2 separate regions of the Homo sapiens genome follow, and region 2 is linked to region 1. Evidence: chromatin loops called from intact Hi-C (ENCODE). Cell type or tissue: mammary epithelial cell. All regions are shown on one strand. Each heading gives the region's core, and the rest is flanking DNA. Links, peaks and the distances in the headings are about the cores only.

Evidence for each region. A loop is a pair of places that touch in the nucleus more often than their neighbours do. Peaks named below come from ENCODE experiments on the same cell type or tissue, not always from the same donor. Only the 100,000 strongest peaks of a DNase experiment are listed, where the experiment ranks them.
Region 2: it touches region 1 in a loop (5-fold over the local background); 4 of 110 quality-filtered maps call a loop at or near these places.

The regions. Positions count from the first base shown.
Region 1 is chr12:31,397,943-31,408,292 of GRCh38, reverse strand. DENND5B (DENN domain containing 5B) reads left to right here. Exons shown (of 21, transcript NM_144973.4): 15 at 5,650-5,795; 16 at 8,521-8,639; 17 at 9,931-10,118. Among named protein-coding and RNA genes, the nearest start is that of LINC02387, 34 kb to the right of the region's middle. RefSeq lists enhancers at 1,993-2,162, 3,043-3,182. In mammary epithelial cell, for the core only: a CTCF peak has its summit at 4,991 (motif pointing left); a DNase peak (open chromatin) is centred at 4,992.
Region 2 is chr12:32,055,171-32,065,520 of GRCh38, reverse strand. No RefSeq gene overlaps it. Among named protein-coding and RNA genes, the nearest start is that of BICD1, 47 kb to the left of the region's middle. In mammary epithelial cell, for the core only: a CTCF peak has its summit at 4,751 (motif pointing left); a DNase peak (open chromatin) is centred at 4,760.

The sequences.
Region 1 (10,350 bases), core at 2,955-7,954:
GTGTCTGGCTCTGTCACCTAGGCTGGAGTGCAGTGGTGGAATCTCAGCTCACTGCAACCTCCGTCCCCTGGGATCAAGCGATTCTCCTGCCTTAGCCTCCCAAATCACACATCTGTATATAGGCATATGTCACCATGCCCGGCTAATTTTTGTGTTTTTAGTGGAGACAGGGTTTCACCATGTTGGCCAGGCTGGTCTCAAACTCCTGACCTCAGGTGATCCATCCGCCTCAACCTCCCAATGTGCTAGGATTACAGGTGTGAGCCACTGAGCCTGTCCAAGAGATGTATTTTTTATAGAAAGCCGAATGATAGCATTTATTCTTTCCTTCATTGCTAATTCTTATTTGCAGTGGGTCCTCTTCCTTACTTTGGAGAATTTTTACTTGTATCAATTAGGAATTGCATTTAGCTGCAAGTATCAGAAACTTGAAAACCAGTGGTTTACAGCATAGTAATTTCACTTACATAATAAAGGTCTCAAAGTAGGCAGTGGGCAGTGCTGTCACGGACCCAGGCTCATTGTCTTTTTCCTGTTAGACATGCTCTGTGTGTGCTAGTTACCTCATGGTTTCAACATGGCTGTTCTCAGCATACCTTCCAGCAGGAAGGAGAGAGTGCCAAGGAGGGGCAGGATCTGTGCTAGAAAGACATAATTTTCCAAAAAATCTCAATAAATATCACTAACATTTCACTGGCCAGAATTGTGTAGGTTTTGGCTTTCCAGTCTCTGGTAACGGAAGACAAAGGAAAAGGGAATTGGAATGGGGATTAGGCCATCCTGTAATGCCTGTCAAGTTACTATTCGTTGATTAGGTTACTGCAGGTGTAAGAAACTAAAAAGTTATATACAGTTTTAAAATTGGGCCGGGCGCGGTGGCTCAAGCCTGTAATCCCAGCGCTTTGGGAGGCCAAGGCAGTTGGATCACAAGGGCAGGGGTTAGAGACCAGCCTGACCAACATGGTGAAACCCCGTCTCTACTAAAAATACAAAAATTAGCTGGGTGTGGTGGTGGGCGCCTGTAATCCCAGCTACTCAGGAGGCTGAGGTAGGAGAATTGCTTGAACCCGGGAGGCGGAGGTTGCAGTCAGCCGAGATTGCGCCACTGCACTCCAGCCTGGGCGACAGAGCGAGACTCCGTCTCAAAATAAATAAATAAATAAATTAATTAATTAATTTAATTAAATCGAAGAGGCCAGGCACAGTGGCTCACACCTGTAATGCCAGCACCTTGGGAGGCCAAGGCGGGTGGATCACATGAGGTCAGGAGTTCGAGACTGACGTGGCCAACATGGTGAAACCTCATCTCTACCAAAAAATACAAAAATTAGCCGGACGTGGTGGCGCTTGCTTTAGTCCCACCTACTCAGGAGGCTGATGTGGGAGAATCACTTGAACCCGGGAGGCAGAGGTTGCAGTGAGCCAAGATCACACCACTGCCCTCCAGCCTGGGTGACAGGTTGAGACTGTCTCTAAATAAGTAAGAAGTAGTAGCAGTAGAGGATTCCTAAAATCCTCCTTATATCTGTAGATTTCTCTTCATCTGAGTAACTCTTTCAATTTGAGGAATTCTTCATGAAAGAAATTTTTAAATTTAATCATATTGCTTTTTCATACTTAAACTATGAAATCACTGTTGTGCATCTGTGGGCCTTTTGCAGCCACAGAACTGCTGACCCTAAACATGCCTTTTTCTGCAGATTTTCTTAGCAGTGCAAGAAATGAGAAAAGCCTCTGGCACCTAAAATAAAGTCTTAACACTAACCTCTTCTGCTTTCAGTTTCAAAACCCATTTGATTCTGATGATTACTAAACCGTGAATATATGGCCTTTTCTCTGACATTTTCCTATCCTAAAGCCAAAATAAAAGGACACAAAGGGAGACTCTTCACCTAACATAAAGAAAGTCTTTTATGTAAAATTAGGGAAATGAACCATTTATCTCATTTGTTTTCCTCATCTAAGAGTGCACTGAACCATGAGCTCATATTGTGAGGCTATATCTAGGCACCTTCTTTAGTAAATGTTTTTCATCCTACTTGTAGATCTTTCACGGAGGGCTTCTAACACCCCCTCTTATGATCAAATGGGCAGAAATCCCAAGGATAACAACAAATATTGATTCTACCCTACTTAAAAAAAAAAATGGCTGGGCATGGTGGCTCACACCTGTAATCCTAGCACTTTTGGAGGCCGAGGTGGCGGATCACCTGAGGTCAGGAGGTCAAGACCAGCCTGGCCAACATGGGGAAACCCTGTCTCTACTAAAAGTACAAAAATTAGCTGGGCATGGTGGGCGCACACCTGTAATCCCAGCTACTCCAGAGACTGAGGTAGGAGAATCGCTTGAACCCGGGAGGCGGAGGTTGCAGTGAGCTGAAATCGCCCCACTGCACTCGAGCCTGGGCATCAGAACAAGACTTCTTCTCAAAAAATAAATAAATAGTGGCCAGGTGCGATGGCTCACACCTGTAATCCCAGCACTTTGGGAGGCCTTGGTGGGTGAATCACGTGGTCAGGAGTTCAAGACCAGCCTGGCCAAGATGATAAAACCCCGTCTCTGCTAAAAGTACAAAAATTAGCTGGGCACGGTGGCAAGCCCCCGTAATCCCAACTACTTGGGAGGCTAAGGCAGGAGAATCACTTGAACCCGGGCGGCAGAGGTTGCAGTGAGCTGAGATTGCACCACTGCACTCCAGCCTGGGAGATAGAGTGAAACTCTGCCTCAAAAATACATACATACATACATACATACATACATACATACATACATACATACATGGCAGGTGGCTCATGCCGGTAGTCTTAACACTTTGGGAGGCCAAGGCAGGCAGATCTCTTGAGCTTAGGAGTTTGAGACCAGCCTGGGCAACATGGCAAAACCCTGCCTCTACTAAAACTACAAAAAAATAGCTGGGCGTAGTGGTGCACACCTCTGGTCCCAGCTACTGGGGAGGCCGAGGTGGGAGGATCACTTGAGCCCAGGAGGTGGAGATTGCAGTAAGCTTGAGATCGTGCCACTGCACTCTACCCTGGGTGACAGAGCGAGACCGTGTCTCAAAAAAAAAAAACTTTAAAATTTTACAATCAGGCCAGGTGCAGTGGCTCATGCCTGGAGTTCCAGCACTTTGAGAGGCCAAGGCAAAAAGATCGCTTGAGTCCAGTTCAAGACTAGCCTGGGCAAAATAGTGACATGCTGTCTCAACAAAAGAACAATTAAAAAGTTAGCTAGGGGCCGGGCACGGTGGCTCATGCCTGTAATCCCAGCACTTTGGGAGGCCGAGGTGAGCAGATCACCTGAGGTCAGGAGTTCGAGACCATCCTGGTCAACATGGTGAAACCGCATCTCTACTAAAAATACAAAAAATAGCTGGCCGTGGTGGTGTGCAGTTGTAATCCCAGCTACTCAGGAGGCTGAGGCAGGAGAATCGCTTGAGCCCGGGAGGCAGAGGTTGCAGTGAGCCGAGATCATGCCATTGCACTCCAGCCTGGGCCACAAGAGCAAAACTCTGTCTCAAAAAAAAAAAAAAAAAGCTAGAGGTCGGACGCGGTGGCTTATGCCTGGAATCCCAACACTTTGGGAGGTTGAGGCCGGTGGATCACCTGAGTTCAGGAGTTCGAGACCAGCCTGGCCAATATGTCAAAACCCCTTCTCTACTAAAAGTACAAAAATTAGCTGGGCGAGGTGGCAGACGCCTGTAATCCCAGCTACTTGGGAGGCCGAGGCTGGAGAATCACTTGAATCCAGGAGGCAGAGGTTGCAGTGAGCCAAGAATGTGCCACTACACTCCAGCCTGAGCGACAAGAGTGAAACTCTAAATAAATAAAGTTAGCCAGGTGTGGTAGCGTGCACCTGTAGTCCCAACTGCTGGGGAGGCTGAGATGGGAGGATTGCTTGAGCCCCAGAGATCAGGGCTGCAGTGAACACTGATTGGGCTGCTGCACTTCAGACTGGGCGACAGAGCTACATCCTGTCTCTAGAAAACCAACAAACAAAAAACCAGAAATGTATGGCTGTGATGGACAAAAATGCTTATGTGCTTAAACCATCTGCCCCCTTTTTGTTTTGAGATAGGGTCTCGCTGTGTTGCCCAGGCTGGAGTGCAGTGGTGGGATCAGAGTTCACTGCATCCTTGACCTCCCTGGCTCAAGGGATCCCCCCTCCTCATCCTCCTGAGTAGCTGGGACTACAAGTGTGTACCACCAGACCTGGCTAATTATGTTTTTTATTTTGTATAGAGACAAGGTCTCACTTTGTTGCCCAGGCTGGTCATGAACTCCTGAGCGCAAGTGATCTGCCCACCTCAGCCTTCCAAGGTGCTAGGTAGGATTACAGACATGAGCCCCCGTGCCTGGCCCTGTCTGCACTTTTTTTTTTTTTTTTTTTTTTTTTTTGGAGATGGAGTTTCACTCCTGTTGCCCAGGCTGGAGTGCAATGGCACAATCTCGGCTCGCTGCAACCTCTGCCTCCCGGGTTCAAGCGATTCTCCTGCCTCAGCCTCCTGAGTAGCTGGGATTACAGGTGTGTGCCACCACACCTGGCTAATTTTTGTATTTTTAGTAGAGACGGGGTTTCACCGTGTTGGTCAGCCTGGTCTCAAGCTCCTGACCTTGTGATCCACCCACCTCGGCCTCCCAAAGTGCTAGGATTACAGGCCACCACATCCAGCCGTTTTCTTTTTTCTTTCTTTTTTTTTTCTGAGGCAGAGTCTCACTCTGTTGCCCAGGCTGGAATGCAGTGGTGCAATCTCAGCTCACTGCAACCTCTGCCTCCCGGGTTCAAGTGATTCTCCTGCCTGAGCTTCCCAAGTAGCTGGGATTTCAGGCGCCTGCCACCACACCCGGCTAATTTTTGTACTGTTAGTAGAGACGGGGTTTTGCCATGTTGGCAAAAAAAAAAAAGAAAAAAAAAGAAGGGAGGACATGCATAACATCTAACCTCTCGTGCTTCCACATTTGAGCAAAGGACAGTGATAGGGCAGTGACATCTAGTGGTCTGTCTGTGGAAGAGCCTCCCTGGGCTCCTCTTGCGTGTGAGTCACCTTAATAGCTTTCAAAGTTGTGGTTTATAGACTTCACGATATGTCCAGAGTGGAGGTTCCATTGTTTATTATTTGTGGTTTTTGCATATTGTTCTGTAAACTTGGGACAGGAAAGTTCTGAAATGCAGTGCTTTAAAGCATTGCCCAAGAAACTCAATACTGTCCAAGAAGTCATCCACCCCTCTTTTTATATAAAACCATATCAGTAATCATGTTCATTTCTATTCAATTTTGTTACAAAATTAATTTTTAAGAAAATTTAAGCAATGAAAACACAATATACACAGTCAGTGTTCACATCTTTAGGTATTCTCGTGCTAATGCTTGAGATTGTTCATACGTTTAATGTTGATATATGCATCATACATACATGATGATATACATGCTGTGAAAACCACTGCTACGAGTATTGAGACTTCTGGTTTGCAAACTAGATCTCATCTTTCTAGACTGAAAGGTTATGATCTCAACTTTTCGTATAAGTACATCTTGATAGCTCATAAAAAGCAAATTATCAATGAAAACCAACAAGAGTTCTTAATATATGTTTTGTTATAAGGAGAATTTTATTCCCGCTTTTTAATTAATTTCTGCATTTTTCTTTCAGTGATTCCGTATAGGTCAGTGATCATCCCAATCAAAAAGCTGAGCAATGCAATAATCACATCAAACCCTTGGATCTGTGTATCAGGAGAGCTGGGAGACACAGGAGTAATGCAGATTCCCAAAAACCTCCTCGAAATGACCTTTGAGGTAGGTTCAGCTAATACCTTTCCTAGAAGAATGTATCACGTGTAGTTTTACAGATGATTCTGTCTGGCTTTTTCATTTTTCCTTGAATCAAATAAAATAGAGGAACACTCAAAGCGTGCAGGATCATTTTTGTGATTATATGTCTAAAGTTGTCTTAAGCAGCTTATATACTAATTTGTTTTGCATTTTCATTGTTAAGCTCTATTTTTCACTTGTAATGATGTGCTTTGGGGCTTTCTAGGTCTTCTCCTACTATTTTCAGGGTCTAGCACAGATTCTAGCAAGCAGGAAATATTCAAATAAATGTTTTCCCCGCGGTGGTTCTCCTCCCTACTGTAAAATGTTTTCTGCCCAAACCTGGTCATCCTTTGGCAAAAGGACAGGAGAGCTGATATTCATGCTTATGGATTTTTTTTTTTTTTTTTTTGAGACGGAATCTTGCTCTTTCGCCCAGGCTGTGCAGTGGTGTGATCTTCACTCGTTGCAACCTCCACCTCCTGGGTTCAAGCATCTGCTTACTGGTTTTAGACCACATGGTGACATTTATAGAATGATTCTATAAAAATGCCTTTTGGCCAGGCGCAGTGACTCATGCCTATAATCTCAACACTTTGGGAGACCAAGGTGAGCAGATTGCTTGAGCCCAGGAGTTTGAGACGACCAGCCTGGGCAACATGGTGAGACTCCATCTCTACAAAAAATACAAAAATTAGCTGGGCATGGTGGCATGCACCTGTAGTCTGGGTACTTGCAAGGCTGAGGTCACTTGAGCCCAGGAGACAGAGGTTGCAGTGAGCCAGGATTGTGCCACTGCACTCCAGCCTGGGTGACAGAGTGAGACTGTGTCTCAAAAAACAAAACAAAACAAACAGCCACCTTTTAATATTGTAGTCAATTTTCAGTCTTACTTGGTGAAATAGTTCCATGGGGTTAAGCCTGTACACAGGTTGATCTTGGTGGAGGAAGAGGACAAATAATTGTTGTGTTTGAGGAAGGAAATGGTACGAACTGAATGTCCCATTCTCATGTTCCTTGGGGTCTCGAAATAGCAGTTTCCACTTAGAGTCATGATGCCCTCCCGCCCCCAGGAGCCCAGTTTGGCCTTATCCATGCAGTAGACTCAAAGCCACCTGTATATAAAATATTAAAACCCTTGGCTTTTCTTCATCTAACAATAATGAAAGTACATTAAAACCCCCATCATTGCCATTTCTAAGCTGTCTCTCTCATGTCTACCTACTTCTTTCCATCTCTGCTGCACAACTAATTCAAGATGCCATCATCCCTAAGTTAGAGCATGGTGATGCCTTCTCACTGAGATACAAAGAATAAAGTGCTTTAAGAACTCGTAGCTCTGGCCGGGCCAGTGGCTCACGCCTGTAATCCCAGCACTTTGGGAGGCCGAGGCAGGCGGATCACCTGAGGTCGGGAGTCTGAGGCCAGCCTGACCAAAATGAAGAAACCCCCTCTCTACTAAAAACACAAAAATTAGCCGGGCATGGTGGCACATGCCTGTAATCCCAGCTTCTCGGGAGGCTGAGGCAGGAGAATCGCTTGAATCCGGGAGGCGGAGGTTGTGGTGAGCGGAGATTGCACCATTGCACTCCAGCCTGGGCAACGAGAGCGAAACTCTGTCTAAAAAAAAAACAAAAAAAAAAAACTCGTAGCTCTAATGGGTACAAAAAAATAGAGTGAATAAGACCTAGTATTTGCTAGCACAGCAGGGTGACTATAGTCAACAATAATTTAACTGTACATTTTAAAATAACTAAAAGTATAATTGGATTGTCACACAAATGATAAATGTTTGAGGTGACAGACACCCCATTTACCCTGATACAGTTATTAGGCATTGCATGCCTATATCAAAATATCTCAATTAATCCATAAATATACACATCTACTAGGTACCCATAAAAATTAAAAATTAAAATTAACCAAAAAAAAGAACTTACAATTCTGATGTTGTCATCCAGCACATTGTTGGGGTCAGTGATCTTTTCATTATCAGATTTTAGAAGTCAGAATTTAATTAGTATTCATTTTTGCTATTCCTATTATCATTGCTTTATTTTGTACTTGTCCACAAAGGACCAGTGAAGATAACTTATTGATAACTATGCCTTTTAAAAAATAGCTTCAAAGACTTCTAGTATATGAGGTCTGAGGTCAGTTCTGCCTTAGTATCTTATTGGAACAGAAAAATATCAACATCTCATGTACCCTATAAATATATATACCTACTGTGTACCCACAAAAAATTTTCTAAAAAAGAAAAGAATATCAGTGTCAGTGATTTTTAAAATCTATAATTGTTTTCTTGACCTCTTTGTAACAAAATCTAAATAGCATCTTTTTCCTGTTTTTAGAAATTATTCTTACCCTTCAAGGCACAAGTCACTGTCTGTGTTGTTTGTGGGTTCCCCAAGTAGAAGTAACTGTTCCTTCCCCAGCGTTCTTCTAGCACTTTTTACATCTCTAATCTAGCACTGTGTGCAGTGCCCCTCATTTGGTAGTTAATGTCCATATGTCTCCTATCTCATTATGTGGGAGCTCCCTGAGAGCAAGGAATATATGTGAATATATTTCTCTAGTGCATAGCTGAATACATTATGCAGGGTTTGTCTCTGCAGTTGTTAAATTAGACGGAACCAAAGTACCTGTAAAGCTGAGATGTAACAGGATGGGATTGGGTACTAAATAACCTAAGGTCCTGTCCCTACAGTGCCAGAACTTGGGGAAGCTGACCACTGTTCAGATTGGTCACGATAACTCAGGACTGTTAGCCAAATGGCTAGTGGATTGTGTCATGGTCAGAAATGAAATCACAGGACATACATACAGGTAAGTAAATGGCCTTGGGAACTCAGAATTCTTTGTTTTAAGACTCTTCAGGTAAGAAAAGGTTTAAGAATTGTAGGCCAGGCACAGTGGCTCACACCTATAATCCCAGCACTTTGAGAGGCCAAGGCGGGTGGATCACCTGAGGTCAGGAGTTTGAGACCAGCCTGACCAACATGGTGAAACCCCATCTCTACTAAATAAAAAAAAATTAGCAGGGCATGGTGGTGTACGCTTGTAATCCCAGCTACTTGGGAGGCTGAGGCAGGAGAATCGCTTGAACCCGGGAGGGGGAGATTTCAGTGAACCGAGATTGCACCGTTGCACTCCAGCCTGGGCAACAAGGTGAAACTCCATCTCAAAAAAAAAAAAAAAAAAAAAGAATTGTTTGAACTCTTCCACTGCCTTCTGAATTTTAGGGTTTTTTTTTCCAGGTGAGGGGGGCAATTTTTTTTTTGTTTATGTCATACAAAATTGCCCCCCAAAAAACTTTTTTTTTTCTTTCTCTCTCTTTTTTTTTTTTTTTTTTGGGCTGAGACAGAGTTTCACTCTTGTTGCCCAGGCTGGAGTGCAATGGCGCAATCTCGGCTCACTGCAACCTCTGCCTCCCAGGTTCAAGCAGTTCTCGTGCTTCAGCCTCCCGAGTAGCTGGGATTACAGGTACCTGCCACCACGCCCGGCTAATTTCTGTATTTTTAGTAGAGATGGGGTTTTGCTATGTTGGCCAGGCTGGTCTCAAACTCCTAACCTCAAGTGTTCCACCCACCTTGGCCTCCCAAAGTGCTGGGATTACAGGCATGAGCCACCATGCCCAGCCTCAAAAAACTTTTTAAAACAACAGATGTTTGCTGCTATTGCTTAGTCCACAAGTGTTGGAAAGATTAATATAACTCTCAGAAAAAAAAGAAAATAAAAAAGAAGCCTAAAATAATTTCAGTGGGAGGAAAAGATCTCTTGGATTCCACTAGTCACAGCCAACACTACTCTATGGAAACATTGTCCTCTTTTCTTCTGTGCCTGAACTCCCAAATTAATTTCTAGTTTGAAAATATTCTGACCGGGTGCAGTGGCTCACACCTGTAATCCACACACTTTGAGAGACTGAGATGGGGGGATCACTTGAGGCCAAGAGTTCAAGACCAGCCTGGGCAATGTAATGAGACCTCTCTATAAAAAACACAAAAATTAGCCAGGTGTGGTGGTGCACACCTGTAGTCTCAACTACTCAGGGGGCTGAGCGGGAACCCTGTCTCAAAAAAATAAAAAATAAAAAACTTGTTTTCTGTCCTACCAGATTCCCATGTGGGCGGTGGCTGGGGAAAGGCATTGATGATGGGAGCCTGGAGAGAATTCTTATTGGAGAGTTGATGACATCAGCATCAGATGAAGATCTAGTAAAGCAGTGTCGGACTCCACCCCAGCAGAAGTCACCCACCACGGCTAGGAGATTGAGCATCACTTCACTGACAGGAAAAAACAACAGTAAATTTATTTAAATTTTTCTTATGTGCTCCTATGATGTAGGCTTCATGTGACCATTTGATAGAAAACAGTTGTGTTAATGAATGTAGTGAGGAGATTTTAAAAAGAAGAAAGTTGAGGAAAATTCATAAATATTCAAAAGCCGGAAGAGTTTAGATGTTAAAATCTAATTTTTTAAAAAACTTGCATGCTCTGTTTTTATTAAGCTGTGGAAATATGAGTAAATATTTTA
Region 2 (10,350 bases), core at 2,737-7,736, 660 kb before region 1:
ACTTAGGTTTCTGCCTCATACTGTTGCTAGGATCAGAACAGTGTTTGATACTGACTGGCCCGTGCTTAGAGTGCCCTCAGTGCTCACCAAGTTATTTTCACTTGGCACAGTGGAGCCGGCATCTCCACTCACTCTTTCCTGCTGTCTACCGTTGACTCCGTTCTCAGAGACTTTTCTGGGGCAGGATGATCTCCATTTGAGGGATGCCTAGGGACAGAGTACACAGGAGGTAGGACCATTGGAGAAACTCCCGGCTGAATATAGTAGGAAAGAATGCTCAGCAAGAGGCTGGTAATGGCTCCAAGGACATCTTGGCTCTTCCACATGAGAGTTTCTGTTCTCCCAGCTTCCATGTGCAAGCCACAGTAGTCAACTCCAGCTGATCTAAGATGAAAAAAAAAGTTAACTCAACAGATACTGGGTTTCTCAGAGAATTGTTTGGAAGCCTAGAGAACCACGCTCTCTAGCCAGCAGGTGCCAGAGAGGAAGTTTATTATCCCTATTTCTTCTGTCACTGGCTCCAAAGTCAAAAGAAAGACAAGAACGTTGCCAGACCTGGGTCACATGGCTGAGGCAACACAGGCTGGAAAAATCTAGTTTCTGGCAATCTCTGCCTACAACTAAGACTTTTTTTTTTTTTTTCTCAGACAGGGTCTCGCTCTGTGGCCCAGGCTAGAGTGCAGTGGTACAATCTTCACTCATTGCAGCCTCCACCACCCAGGCTCAGGTGATCCTCCCACCTCAGCCTCCTAAGTAGCTGGGTCTACAGGCACATGTCACCATGCCTGGCTAATTTTTGTATTTTTTGTAGAAATGGTTTTTTGCCATGTTGTCCAGGCTGGTCTCAAACTCCTGGGCTCAAGGTATCCACCCACTTCAGCATCCCAAAAGTTCTGGGATTACAGGCAAGAGCCACTTCCTTCCTCCTCCTTCTCTTCCTCCTTCTTCCCTCTCCTTCTTCTTCTCCTTCTCCTTCTACTCTTTCTCCTTTGTCTTCTTCCTTTTTTTGTTTGTAGAGACAGGGTTTCACTATGTTGCCCAGACTAGTCTTGAATTGCTGGGCTCAAGTGATTCTCTCACCTTGGTCTCCCAAGTGCTGGGATTACAGGTGTGAGCCACTGTGCCCAGCCTTTTATGTGAGATATCAAATGTAATTGTTTCGGTCATTTTTAATTTGGATTTTCTGTTACCGGCAACCAGAAGCATCCTAATCAATTTACTGAAGCTTAGTAAAATTGAGTAATTTGCAAGTACAAAGATTTGCATCTAGTACATCACACTACCTACCATTTCTTTCTTATATACAGAAAAGAAGCATTAACTCTTAGTGAAGAATGGTTAAAAATATAAGCTGTTACCTAGCCAGTGGAAGGTTCAAATTCCTAAGAAATGAATGCGCTCTATTAAGACAGGGTCTCACTCTGTTGCCCAGACTGGAGTGCAATAGTGTTATCATAGTTCACTGCAGCTAACCCTGGGGCTCAAGACATCCTCCTGCCTTAGCCTCCTGTGTAGCTGGGACCATAAGTGCACGCCACCACGCCTGTTTTGTGTGTGTGTGTGTGTGTGTGTGTGTGTGTTTTTGGTAGAGACAGAGTCTCACTATGTTGCCCAAGCTGGTCTCAAACTCCTGGGCTCAAGGGATACTCTTGCCTCGGCCTACCAAAGTGCTAGGATTACAGGTGTAAGCCCCTGCACCCAGCCAATGTGCAATTTTTTATTGGATTTTGAAGCAAAAAATAAAAAAAAGAAAAGCTATAAAGCAAATTGTTGGAACTAATGAGGAAATTAGAATGCAGACAATGTATTAGAAAATAGAATACCTTGTACAGTTATAAATTCTCTGTGTGAGATCAGTTTATTTGGCTATGTAGGATAATGCCCTTGCACTTAGCATCTAAAGTGAAATATTTTTATTTTAAAAGGCTAGAAAAAGGCTTTACAGCCACAAGGTTTTCTGACAGAAATGCTCTAAGAAGGGGAGGAGGGAAAGATTTCCTTCCTTCTTGGCAAATGGGAAACTCATTTTTGAAATCTACCCTTACAATAGATAAACGGATGGTGGAGGTGGGGGCGTGGAATTAAAGTAAACATGGCAAAAATTCAGTGATTGAATCTAGGAAAAATGGCATAAAGGTGTTCACTGCAGTATTCTTTCAATTATTCTAAAGGCTTGAATTTTTTTTCAAGATAAAAAATTGAGAAACAAAATACAGCATTCAAATACTTCAAAACATGAGTCTTACATAAATATCAGATAAACTGTCAAACGTGAATGTAGCTTAAAGGTTTATTTAACTCATCAATGAGGGGGACCAGCTGGATGGAAAAATTGGTTCTAAGGAGAATTTGAGGAACCACATATGTATCACCACTGGGGGAAAAACAGAACACCAGCATGTTTGCTAAATCAGATATAAGACTGGTTAAATTTAGCTTAAAATGAAAATGAAAACTGGGTGCAGTGGCTCACGCCTGTAATCCTAGCATTTTGTGGGGCCAAGGAGGGCAGATGCTGCAGCCCAGGAGTTCAAGACCTGCCTTGGCAACATGGTAAAACCACATCTCTACAAAAAATAACAAAAATTAGCCAAGCATGGTGGTGAGTGCCTGTAGTCCCAGCTACTCACTCAGGAGGCTGAGGTGGGAGAACTGCTTGAACCCAGGAGGTGGATGGAGGTTGCAGTGACCAGAAATCTCACCACTACACTCCTGCCTGTTTGACAGAGTGAGACCCTGCCAAAAAAAAAAAAAAAGAAAGGAAGAAAGAAAGAAAGAAAAAGAGAAAAGAAGAAGGAAGGAAAGGAAAGGAGAAAACTGTTACCTTTGGAGTTCCAATTGGACAGAAATCATTTACATCTTTAAAAAATATCATTACAAACTATCGGCTGGGCGAGGTGGCTGCTGCCTGTAATCCCAGCACTTTGGGAGGCAGAGGTGGGTGGATCACCTGACGTCAGGAATTTGAGACCAGCCTGACCAACATGTTGAAATCCCACCTCTACTAAAAGTACAAAAATTAGCCAGGCATGGTGGCAGGCACCTGTAATCCCAGCTATTCGGGAGGCTGAGGCAGGAGAATCACTTGAACCCGGTGGGTGGAGGTTGCAGTGAGCCGAGATCACACCACTGCACTCCAGTCTGGGCAACAGAGTGAGACTCTGTCTCACACACACACAAAAAACTATCAATCTGTTTAACATTTAACTTCATAGAGTCTGGGTCCTAATTGATTTGAGAGCAAAGACTCTCAAAGTGGTGCCCCGTGGTCCTTGGTGGGGAGGGCCCTATGCTTTCAAGAGGCCTCCAAGGTCAAATTAGTTTTATAATAATTATTATATTTAGCTTTTTAACTTCCATTCTCTCATGAGTGTAAAGTGGAATTTTCTAGAACCTACATAATATCACAACATATTGAATACAGAACTGATTAGATAATCTGTCTTCTAGTAGGTCAGATATTAACGAGATTTGCAAAAATGTAAAACAAGGGCATTCTACTCATATGTTTTATTTTTGGAAAATATAGTTATTTTTAAAATATATATTATTGGCCAGGCTCCGTGGCTCACACTTGTAATCCCAGCACTTTGGGAGGCTGAGGCGGGTGGATCACCTGAGATCAGGAATTCAAGACCAGCCTGGCCAACATGCTGAAACCCTGTCTCTACTAAAAATACAAAAATTAGCCAGATGTGGTGGCAGGCGCCTGTAATCCCAGCTACACAGGAGGCTGAGGCAAGAGAATCGCTTGAACCTGGGAGGAGGAGGTTGCAGTGAGCCAAGACGGCACCACTGCACTCCAGCCTGGGCGACAAGAGCAAGACTCCATCTCAATAAATAAATATATGTATATGTATATATATATATATGTATGTGTATATATATATATATATATATATATATATATATATATATATATATATATATATAGTTGAAGATTAACCGGAAGCAGTGGCTCACACCTGTAATCTCAGTATTTTGGGAGGCCAAGGCAGGCAGATCACTTGAGGCCAGGAGCTTGAGACCAGTCTGGGCAACATGGTGAAACCTTGTCTCTACAAAAAATACAAAAATTAGCCCAGTGTGTAATCCCAGCTACTTGGGAGGCTGAGGCAAGAGAATTGCTTGAACTTGGGAGGCAGAGGTTGCAGCGAGCCGAGATCACGCAACTGCACTCCAGCCTAGGTGACATATTTTTCTGTCTCAAAAATAATAATAAATAATAAATAAAAAATCTACTCTCCTGTTCATGGACATTTAGATTGCCCCCACTTTTTCTACAGTACAAACCATGACATCATAATTGTGTAGGAATACATAAAATATACAGCCATGTATATACATATATATACACACATACTGATATATATAGACATAGATAGATGATAGATGATAGATAGATAGATGATAGATAGATAGATAGATAGATAGATGATAGATAGATAGAAATATTGCATTATTTTTGTAGGGAAGAGTTTTTGACTCCAGTTTTCTATCCCAAATTGATTAGAAGATTTAAAATACACAAAAAAGGTGTCAGCGATTCGTGTTTGTAAAATCTCCAGCATTCCAGCCTTCCCGAAGGGGCTGGTGAGAGGAAAATAATGTCTTTGCCCCTACCACTTATCCCCAACCCCAGGCAGCCCAGACCACAGAATAATGCTGCCCTACCCCGCCCCAAGAAGCAAGGCAGGTTTAGTCCACAGCAGAGCTTTTTGGTTCAGTGACTCTCTACAGTGCTAGTACTGCCCTCTAGAGGGCAATTTGGAAATTTTTTGAAGTCTGTACCAACGATTTAGAGGGCTGGCGGGATTTGCATGTTTGCATGGGCCCGGCTGAGGCCAGCGACAGTAAACAATGTGTAGAACAGCCTCCAAAAGCAAAATTGTTCCCCAGCCCAGATAAACTTTTAGTGTCCCTCCACCCATTTATGAAGGTTAAAAACCTGTTTATAATTATCTGAGCTTAAACCTAACTTTTACTTCTTTTTTTTTTTTTTTTTTTTTTTTTTTGAGACGGAGTCTTGCTCTGTTGCCCAGGCAGGAGTGTAATGGCGCGATCTCGGCTCACTGCAACCTCCACCTCCCGGGTTCAAGCAATTCTCTGCCTCAGCTTCCCGAGGAGCTGGGACTACAGGCACCCGCCACCATGTCCGGCTAATTTTTATATTTTTAGTAGAGACGGGGTTTCACCATCTTGGCCAGGCTGGTCTTGAACTCCTGACCTCATGATCCACCCGCCTCGGCCTCCCAAAGTGCTGGGATTACAGGCATGAGCCACCGCGCCCGGCCTAACTTTTACATGTTAACAAAATATTTTTGCATAGTTTTACTAGACACTGAATTTTCCAGGAATTCAATCACTGTAGATTTGCAAATCTAGGAAATACTGTACTTTTCTTGGCTCAGGATTTTATTTACTCACCATTTTGGAAAATCATGTCTCTGAAGGAAAGCCTAATTTTGGTATTTTAGTCAGTGATACACCATAACTGTTTCTATATCCATCCCTTTTTCAGTATTTAACGGTGTTGACTAAAAGAGTCAAACTCTGTAAAACATTTTTTTTTTTTGAGAGGAGTCTTGCTCTGTCGCCCAGGCTGGAGTGCAGTGGCACGATCTCGGCTCACTGCAAACTCCGCCTCCCGGGTTCACGCCATTCTCCTGACTCAGCCTCCCGAGTAGCTGGGACTACAGGCGCCCACCACCGCACCCGGCTAATTTTTTGTATTTTTAGTAGAGACAGGGTTTTACCATGTTAGCCAGGATGGTCGCGATCTCCTGACCTCGTGATCCACCCGCCTCAGCCTCCCAAAGTGCTGGGATTACAGGCGTGAGCCACCATGCCTGGCCGGTAAAACATTTTAAGAGATTTATTCTGAGCCAAATACGAGTGACTATGGCCGGTGACGCAGCCTTCAGGAGGTCCTGAGAACATGTGCCCAAGGTGGTTGGGGCACAGCTTGGGTTTATACATTTTAGGGAGACATGAGACATCAATCAAATACATTTAAGAAATAACATTGGTTTGGTTCCAAAAGGCAGGACAAAAAGCGCGGGGGGGCTTCATAGGTAAATTTAAACATTTTCTGGTTGACAATTGGTTGAGTTTATCTGAAGGCCTGGGATCAATAGAAAGGAAATGTTCAGGTTAAGATAAAGGATTGTGGGTACCAAGTTTTATTGTGCAGAGGAAGATCTCAGATAGCAGACTTCAGAGAGAGCAGGTTGCAAAATGTTTCTTATCGGAACTAAAAGGGTGCTTGGCTCTTAGTTGATTATCTCCTGGATCTGGAAAGGAAGGAAGGACAAAAAAGGGGAAAAGGGGATTCTCTACGGAATGTGGATTTTTCCCACAAGAGATGGCTCTGCAGGGCCATTTCAAGATATGACAGAGAAACATGTTTTGAGGTAAAATATTTTTATTTTCTTCCTTGCCATGGCCAGAGTCAGATTGGAAAGTAAGTCTCAATATACAGGATTAAATAAAACCCATCTGATGAGAACTGATGATTTGTGGGGCATGACTCCCCAGACTCCTTACATAAGAATTTGGGGAAAAAAAAAAAATCAGAGCTTCGTCCTCAACATAGAGGCCCAAGCATCTCACTATTCATTATGCCTTCTGATGTTATCATATCCAAGTAATGCGACTGTTAACTACAGTCATCTCTCAGCATCAAACAGGGTGTTCCAGGGCCCCTAAGGATACCAAAAACTTGTAAATGCTCAAGTTCCTTATATAAAATGGTACAGTATTTGTATATGACTTACACACATCTTCCTCTGTCCTTTAAATCAAGCTTCTCCGGCCGGGCACGGTGGCTCACGCCTGTAATCCCAGCACTTTGGGAGGCCGAGGCGGTCGTATCACAAGGTCAGGAGATCGAGACCACGGTGAAACTCCGTCTCTACTAAAAATACAAAAAAAAATTAGCTGAGCGTGGTGGCAGGCGCCTGTAGTCCCAGCTACTGGGGAGGCTGAGGGAGGAGAATGGCGTGAACCCGGGAGGAGGAGCTTGCAGTGAGCCGAGATGGCGCCACTGCACTCCAGCCTGGGCGACAGAGCGAGACTCCGTCTCAAAAAAATAAATAAATACAAAGTAAAAAATAAAAAAAAATCAAGCTTGTTCAACCCGCGGCCCAAGACAGCTTTGAATGTGGCCCAACACAAATTCGTAAACTGTCTTAAAACATTATGAATTTTTTGCTATATATATGTATATTTAGCTTATCAGCTATCGTTAGTGTTAGTATATTTTATGTGTGACCCAAGACAATTATTTTTCTTCCAATGGGGCCCAGGGAAGCCGAAAGATTGGACACTCCTGCTTTAAATCATCTCTAGATTACTGATAACACCTAATTCAATGAAAATGCTATGTAAATAGTTGTTATGCTGTATTGTTTATTTGTATCATTTTTATTGTTCTATTGTTTTTTCAAATATTTTTCATCCACAGTTGATTGAATCCACATGGTGTGCCGACTGTATATATTATTTTTAATATAAATTATTTTACTTTTACCACTCCTGTGTGCTTCGACTGAAGCATTTTGTTGATTTTTGTATATTGTGTGTATAAGTAGTTGTATAGTGAAAAGTGTCTTACAACATATTTATTACTGAAACAAGGCACAATAAAAAGACAAGGTTTTGGCCAGGCATGGTGGCTCACGCCTGTAATCCCAACACTTTGGGAGGCCAAGGTGGGCAGATTGCCTGAGGTCAGGAATTTGAGACCAGCCTGGCCAACATGGTGAAACCCCGTCTCTACTAAAAACACAAAAATTAGCTGGGTGTGGTGGTGCACACCTGTAATCCCAGCTACTCAGTAGGCTGAAGCAGGAGAATCACTTGAAACCGGGAGGCGGAGATTGCAGTGAGCCGAGATCATGCCATAGCACTCCAGCCTGGGTGACAGAGCAAGACTCCGTCTCCAAAAAAAAAAAAAAAGACAAGGTTTTATGATCCTGAGCAGAACAGTTTACCTTCCTATTGCTTGTGTCAACGAAAAGAGTCAAACTCTGTAAAATATTCTAAGAGATTTATTTTGAGCCAAATATGAGTGACCATGGTCTGTGACACAGCCTTCAGGAGGTCCTGAGAACATGTGCCCAAGGAGGTTGGTTGGGGTGCAGCTTGGGTTTATACATTTTAGGGAGGGCATGAGACATCAATCACATACATTTGAGAAACAGATTGGTTTCGTCCAGAAAGGTGGGACAATTCAAAGCAAGGTTGGGGTAGGGGGCTTCCAGGCTATAGGTAAATTTAAACATTTTCTGGTTTACAATTGGTTGAGTTTGTCTAAAGACCTGGGATTGGCCGGGCGCGGTGGCTCACGCCTGTAATTCCAGCACTTTGGGAGGCCAAGGCGGGTGGATCACAAGGTCAGGAGTTCAAGACCATCCTGGCCAAGATGGTGAAACCCTGTCTCTACTAAAAATACAAAAATTAGCTAGGCACAGGGCAGGTGCCTGTAATACCAACTACTCGAGATGCTGAGGCAGGAGAATCACTCAAACTCGAGGGGGCAGAGGTTGCAGTGAGCCAGGATCACGCCAGTGCACTCCAGCCTGAGCAACAGAGTGAGACTCCATCTCAAAAAAAAATAAATAAATAATAAATAAAAATTTAAAAAGACCTGGGATTAATAGCAAGGAAATATTCGGGTTAAGAAAAAAGATTATGGAGATCGAGGTTCTTTTGAAGTTTCACAGTGGCTGCCCTTAGAGACAATAGATGGCAAATATTTCCTATTCAGACCTTTAAAAGGTGCTAGACTCTTAGTTAATTTCTTCAGGATTGAGAGGGCCTGGAAGGAAAAGATCTAGCTATGTTAACAGAGATTCTTTACACATGCAAAATTTCCCCCACAAAGGATGGCTTGCAGGGCCATTTCAAAATATGGCAAAGAAACATGTTTTGGGATAAAATATTTTGATTTTCTTCTTTGTCACGTAATGTTATGCCTGAGTCAGATTGGAAAGTAAAACACGATATATAAGGTTAAATAAAACCCATCTGATGAGAATTTATAGTTTGTAGGGCATGACTCCCCAGATCTCTTAGACAGGAATTTGGGCAAAAAAAAAAAAATCAGAGCTGGGTCCTCACTTCAAATGTCTCCTTTTTAAAATAGGACTTTGCCTTCACTTTTTCACAATCAAAAGGCCTATTGAAGTGATTTTCTTTTCTTTCTTTCTTTCTTTCTTTTTTTTTTTTTTTTGAGAAGGAGTCTCCCTCTGTCACCCAGACTGGAGTGCAATGGCACCATCTCGGCCCACTACAACCTCTGCCTCCCAGGTTCAAGTGATTCTCCTGCATTAGCCTCCTGAGTAGCTGGGATTACAGGGACACACCACCATGCTCGGCTAATTTTTTTGTATTTTTAGTAGAGACAGGGTTTCACCATGTTGGTCAGGCTGGTCTCAAGCTCCTGACCTCATGATCCGCCCACCTCAGCCTCCCAAAGTGCTGGGATTACAGGTGTGAGCCACCGTGTCTGGCCAAAGTGATTTTCTTAAAACCAAAGAGTCCCCAAAACAAATTCACATGTTTCCCTCTAGCAACTATTAACATGTCTTATTTCTCTTTCTCCCCTGCCTTCAATCTTCGCATATCTAGGATATCTTCCTTAGATTGGACTTACAGTTCTCCTCTTGGCCAGGCACGGTGGCTCACGCCTGTAATCCCAGCACTTTGGGAGGCCAAGGAGGGCAGATCACGAGGTCAGGAGATCCAGACCATCCTGGCTAACACGGTGAAACCCCGTCTCTATTAAAAATACAAAAAATTAGCTGGGCATGGTAGCAGGCGCCTGTAATCCCAGCTACTCAGGAGGCTGAGGCAGGAGAATGGTGTGAACCCGGGAGATGGAGCTTGCAGTGAGCTGAGATCGTGCCACTGCACTCCAGCCTGGGCGACAGAGTGAGACTCTGTCTCAAAAAAAAAAAAAAAAAAAGAGTTATCTAAAAGAAGAACCCTTCACAGTCACACATTTGATTTCCTCACAAAATGTGAAGGTGAGGGCTAGGTTCCATTCATTGCAGTAGCTTCTGGTACATAGTATGTGTTCAGTAAACACTGGTTGAATTAAAACTTAGAGAATTGGAACCAAAAGACAATTGGAACTGAAGACAATGGAAACAGAAAAACTATATATTAAAGGTTCTCAAGTGTTGGTCAGAAAAAGTATGCAAAACTTGGAAATAAGGCAAAAAGCTAAATAGCACATCCTTTTGTTACAGGAAAGGAGTCCTGATCCAGATCCCAAGAGAGGGTTCTTGGATCTTGCATAAGAAAGAATTCAGGGCAAGTCAGTAGAGTACGGTGAAAGCAAGT